Regions from separate parts of the Homo sapiens genome. Here region 1 is linked to region 2. Evidence: read pairs that join two places in POLR2A ChIA-PET (ENCODE). Cell type or tissue: MCF 10A. All regions are shown on one strand. Links, peaks and the distances in the headings refer to the core of each region. The heading gives the core; the rest is flanking DNA. Region 1 overlaps ANKS1B (ankyrin repeat and sterile alpha motif domain containing 1B). Region 2 has its middle 46 kb from the start of ANKS1B.

The links. ChIA-PET counts read pairs that join two places held together with the same protein. Peaks named below come from ENCODE experiments on the same cell type or tissue, not always from the same donor. Only the 100,000 strongest peaks of a DNase experiment are listed, where the experiment ranks them.
Region 1: POLR2A ChIA-PET joins it to region 2 with 5 read pairs; 2 of 35 experiments call an interaction of 5 or more read pairs at or near these places.

Annotation. Positions count from the first base shown.
Region 1 is chr12:99,915,542-99,918,400 of GRCh38, forward strand. The region is part of intron 1 of ANKS1B (ankyrin repeat and sterile alpha motif domain containing 1B); the gene reads right to left. Among named protein-coding and RNA genes, the nearest start is that of ANKS1B, 68 kb to the right of the region's middle. In MCF 10A, for the core only: no CTCF peak of the experiment used is centred there; a DNase peak (open chromatin) is centred at 1,220.
Region 2 is chr12:100,029,597-100,032,521 of GRCh38, forward strand. No RefSeq gene overlaps it. Among named protein-coding and RNA genes, the nearest start is that of ANKS1B, 46 kb to the left of the region's middle. In MCF 10A, for the core only: no CTCF peak of the experiment used is centred there; no DNase peak of the experiment used is centred there.

The sequences.
Region 1 (2,859 bases), core at 1-2,500, 110 kb before region 2:
TAACAGGCATCAGAGGTGGCACTTAGCCATCAGAAGCAAGGTGAATGCACGCCATTAAAGGTAGTAAGGTCAGAGCAGTAACCAGAGAGCTTGACCTGCAGGGGTCTGTGGCAATGGTTGATAAGTCATTAGCCATTTTGTTTATAGAAGCAAAAGAGATGGGTAATGTATTTGTTGCTAGGGCTGCTGTCACGAACTAAGTGACTTAAACAAGAGAAATTTACCGTCTCACAGTTTTGAAGGCCAGAAGTCCAAGATCAAGACATTGTTGGTTCCTTTTAAGGGCTGGGTGAATCTGTTCCATGACTCTCTCCTATCTTCTGGTGGTTTTCTGGCATTCTGTTGCGTTCATTAACTTATAGAAGCATCACCCCAATCTCTGCCTTCATCTTCACATGACATTCTCCTTGTGTACATTTCTGTGTCAATATTTTCTTTTTGATAAGAATACCAGCCACATTGGATTAGGGGCACAACCTACCCCAGTATGATCTCATGGTTACTCATTACACAATTCAACCTATGACAAGTAGTTAATAAGGTTAATTTTTTATTTATATTTGCAAAGAAGACCAAGAACTAAACAGAAGATCGATGTTCCTTTTCTGGATCTAAGGCAGTTCTCAGACCCAGAGCCCATCAAGGGGAGGCTAAGTCCTCTTGAGCGAAAGAGCTAATGTTTCTCCAATAATTCTTTAAGGGGAAGTGCTGCCATATAACAGAGTATATGGCACCATATGCCAGTATATACACTGGTGAAAGTGGAATACCCAAACCTTTCAGGGCTATTGGATATAGGCTCTAAGCTGACACTTATACCAGGGTATCCAAAATAGCTTTGTGGTCTCCCAGTTAGAGTAAGAGCATTTGGAAGCCAGATAATAAATGGAGCCCTGACTCAAGTCCATCTCACCATCAGCCCAATGGGTCTCCAGACCCACCAACTGGTCACGTACCTGGTCCCTGAGTACATAATTGAGATGGATATACTTAGAAGCAGCTAGAATCCAAACACTGGTTCTCTGAACTATGAAACAAGAGCCATTATAATAGAAAGGGACAAAGAAAGCCCCTGGTATCACTTCTGCTCTGTCCCTGGCCCAAATAATAAATCAGAAAGAATATTTTGGCCAGGTGGAATAACAATTTGTGCCACCCTCAGAATGCTTCCTGCAAAAAAACCATACGGCTCATGGATGAGTCAGCTAAATACGTTGGTGCAAGAGGAAAACTACTGTCACACTATAGCCCAAGGCAAGGATGAACTACTGCAATGTTACTCAAAGTGTAATCCATAGACTAGTGCCAATTCATAAATTTATTTTTGTAAGTCGACAAAATAATTATTAAAAGTGAGAGTACATATTTGGAAACATTAGAGCAATTTGACATTGCTGTAATAACTGTAGTTTTATATTTTACAAAAAGATCACTCATGTTGAACTGAAAACAAACCCATATATAGTTCCTTCACATGATCAGTTTGAGTAGCACTGTTCTAAAGGACAGTGGTGAAAGGAAATCCATCAGGCAGAGCTTCATAACTTTACATGAAGAAAGAAGTGGTTTGAGGTGAGAACAATATCAATTGTTGGGCAGGGGCTAGTGGTTCTGCTAATTGATCAGATGCCTGGAAGAAGCAATACTTCATGATCAGATACAAGGAGGTCTGAGAAGGAGGCATGTGGATGACCCTATAGGTGTGAATACCTAACAAAGCATCTATAGTAGAGGCAGCATTGAACAACCAGATGGAAAAGATGACCCATCCAATGAATGTCAGCCAATCTTTGTCCTCAGCCATCACAATGGTTGCACAGTGGACATGGAAACTGACTAGCCATAATGTCAGGGATGGAGGCTATGCATGGGCATAAAAGCATATACTCCCTCTCACCAAGGGTAATCTAGCTATTGACAGTGCTGAATGTCTGACCAATAAGTACTGGCCCAAAGTGGCCCCTCAATACAGAACCATCCCTCAAAAAAGCCAATCAGACATTTGTGGCAGGTTGATTACATCAAATTCCTTTCCACCTTGGAAGGCACAGCAATTCATCCTCAATGGGCCTGATGGTTATTCAAACATGCTTTTGCCTTTTTTGCCTCTGCCAGGTCATATTTACTAGCATAGGATCCACCAGTCTCACCTTTTATGGCCATTCTAGCACTCCATCAAGCTGATGAACCACTAGCATTCCATCAAGCTGATGGCCAAAAGGCTCAGCTTTAGAATAACTGTCTAAAGGATTGGTGCCCCATCCTCTTAAACAGAGGTCCCCAATCTCCAGCCTGCAGAGAGGTAACTCTCCATGGCCTGTGAGGAACCAGGCTGCACAGCAGGAGGTGAGCAGCAAGGAAGCAAGCATTATCGCCTGAGCGCTGTCTCTTGACAGATCAGGAGTGGCATTAGATTCTCATAGGAGGTGAACTCTACTGTGAACTATGCATGCAAGGGCTCTAGGTTGCATGCTCCTTATGAGAATCTAATGCCTAAGGCAGAACAATTTCATCCTGAAACCAACCACTCTCCCCATCCCAGCCTCCCACCTCTGTCCATGGAAAAATTGACTTCCACAAAAGCAGTCTCTGGTGCCAAAAAGGTTGGAACTGCTGCTCTACAGCGCAGTAGATGAGTCAAACCAATGATCATTACACGATGTTCTGTCCCCTTAGCATGGGTGTGGGAACTAAGGGGTAGAAGTAGAATTGGCAGCACTCACCACTTAACCCACTTGGGAAATTTGTCCATCCTCAGTAGCCAAGTTGGGTAATTTGTACTTCCCGTTCTCTCAACTTCAGACTCTGTGGGATGTGATACCTTAACCCCTATGAGTGGAACACTTTCACCAGAGAGTA
Region 2 (2,925 bases), core at 261-2,760:
AGAGGGTTTCACCATGTTGACCAGGCAGGTCTCAAACTCCTGACCTCAGGAGATCCGCCTGCCTCAGCCTCCCAAAGTGCTGGGATTATAGGCATGAGCCACCGAGCCCGGGCTTGGAGTGATTTTAAATATTATGAAGGATGGACTTTCATCATACCCCTATACATTTATTTTACCCATATCCTTCAGTGATACTTTTTTTTTTTTTTGAGACAACTTCTCACTCTGTCACCTAGGCTAGAGTGCAGTGGCATGATCTCAGCTCACTGCAACCTCTGCCTCCCAGGTTCAAGCAATTCTCGTGCTTCAGCCTCCCAAGTAGCTGGGATTACAGGTGTGTGCCACCACGCCCAGCTCATTTTTTTGTATTTTTAGTAGAGACAGGGTTTCACCATGTTGACCAGGCTGGTCTCACACTCCTCACCTCAAATGATCCACCTGCCTCGACTTCCCAAAGTGCTGTGATTACAGGTGTGAGCCACCGTGCCGGCCTAGACACTTCTGATTTTTTTTTTCTTTTTTTTTTTTGAGACAGAGTCTCGCTGTGTCGCCCAGGCTGGAGTGCAGTGGTGCGACCTTGGCTCACTGCAGCCTCTGCCTCCCAGGTTCAAGCAATTCTCCTGCCTCAACCTCCCAAGTAGCGGGGACTACAGATGAGCACCACCATGACCGGCTAATTTTTGTATTTTTAGTAGAGACGGGGTTTCACCATGTTGGCCAGGCTGGTCATGAACTCCTGACCTCAAGTGATCCACCCGCCTCAGCCTCCCAAAGTGCTGGGATTACAGGTGTGAACAACCATGCCTGGCCATCTTTTTCTTAAACATTTATTTGCATGTCTATTTTTCTTCAAAAAAATTATCATTCTTGATGACATTTTGAGTATTTGAGTTCTTGTCATATAAATCAAAATGCTTCTGCTGAATGGTTGCAAGAAAGGTTCATCACTTCGCTATATACTTTCCTATCCTTCATAATGCTCAAGTATTCCTAAACACAATGAAGAATTAATATGAGAAATTCAGGTAAACTGGGTCAATAAATTAACCAATAAATTTTAAAATAATACAAGAAATTTCACTTACCATTCAAATAGTATAGTTTGTAAATAACAAATTTTTTTGTTAATGACAGCATGTTGAAAATAAAAACTAACTTATAAGTTATATAATATTACCTTTCTGTCTAAATGATTTCAGAATTAAAAAAAAACCCAGATTACTATTTTTATTAAGTGATGTGTTTTTTCTGGGACCAAAAATTTATTGTGCATAATTTATAATACTATATATATAGCAGGAAAAACATTGAGTTTGTATTTTTTAATATGCTTCCCTAAAAGGTTTCAAATTCTCAAACCTGCTAAGATTGTAACAATACTGTTGACAACATATATGCTAAATTTCAGTATTTTAACATTCACATGAATTTCTTTAAAATTTACAATTATTGTCTAACATCTAATGGTTTATAAAAAATCATCATGCTTACATTGTTTCACGCTTTCATTTTTTACATCTCAAAAAATCGATCTTAAGAACCCAAAAATTAAAAATGTATTAAGTGGCTGGGAGTGGTGGCTCACGCCTGTAATCCTAGTACTTTGGGAGGCTGAGGCAGGCGGATCACCTGAGGTCAGAAGTTCAAAACCAGCCTGGCCAACATGGTGAAACCCTCTCGCCTAAAAATACAAAAAAAAAATGAGCTGGGTGTGGTGGCGTGCACCTGTAGTCCCAGCTACTTGGGAGGCTGAGGCAGGAGAACTGCTTGAACCTGGGAGGCAAAGGTTGCAGTGAGCCGAGACTGTGCCATTGTACTCCAGCCTGGGTGACAGAGCAAGACTCCACCTAACAAACAAAAAAAAAAGTATCAAGTATTGGCTGGGCATGGTGGCTTATGCCTGAAATCCCACCATTTTGGGAGGCAGGGGTTCAAGACCAGCTTGGGCAACAGAGTGAGACTCCATCTCTACAAAGAAAAAAAAAAATAGCTGGGTGTGGTGGCACACACCTGTAGGCCCAGCTACATGGGACGCTGACGGGGGAGGATTGCTTGAGCTGGAAGCTGGAAGCTACAGTGAGTTATGATTGTGCCACTACACTCCAGCCTGGGTGACAGAGCAAGATCCTGTCTCAAAAAAAAAAAAAATCAAGTATTATAATTTAATGAAATTTGCATTTTAAAAACACTACTGCTTCTACATACTGTGTATCTCTACCTTTTGGTATTTATATATTCTAAAAGGAAAATTGAAACAAAATTTACTTTCTATAGCACTTCAAAGTACAGACTAAAAGGAGATTGTTTGGACCGTAAGGAATTAGGCACAGCTGAAATTAATTCTGAGTATTAGTCAATTTCCCAAGGAGAAACTACTTCACCCACTACTCTTTTGGACTTACTTCCATCTGTTTAGCTGAGAATATTGGCAGATCGCAACAGCCACATCATATGTTACAATCAAAGCCAGATGACATTCTGGCATTGTAGTACCATTAAGTGATATGCTAATTTTGTTTTGTGATAAATCAACTGTAAGTTCACATATTCAAAATCCAGAAGCCCACAGTATGGCAAATATTCCCATTCCACCCTCCCATCTTTTTTTCTCCTTTGGATTCAAGAAGTTTGCCCCCCTTTTAATAACTACCAGCAACTAGTTTTCTGTGTTTCATCTCCCTTCAATCAAACTGAAAGGAAGAATTTGATATCTGAAAAACATCCTTGATACCTCATCCATTCATTTTATTCTTTCAATAAAGTTAATTGAGCACCTACTATGTGCCAGGCACTGTATGAGGCATAAAAAATACAAAGTTGAACAATGACAATGACAGAAACAAAATTCCGGTCCTCATGGAGTTTACAATCTAGTGGTTCTGACATTAATCAAACCAATACATACAAAATTACACGTGTTAAATG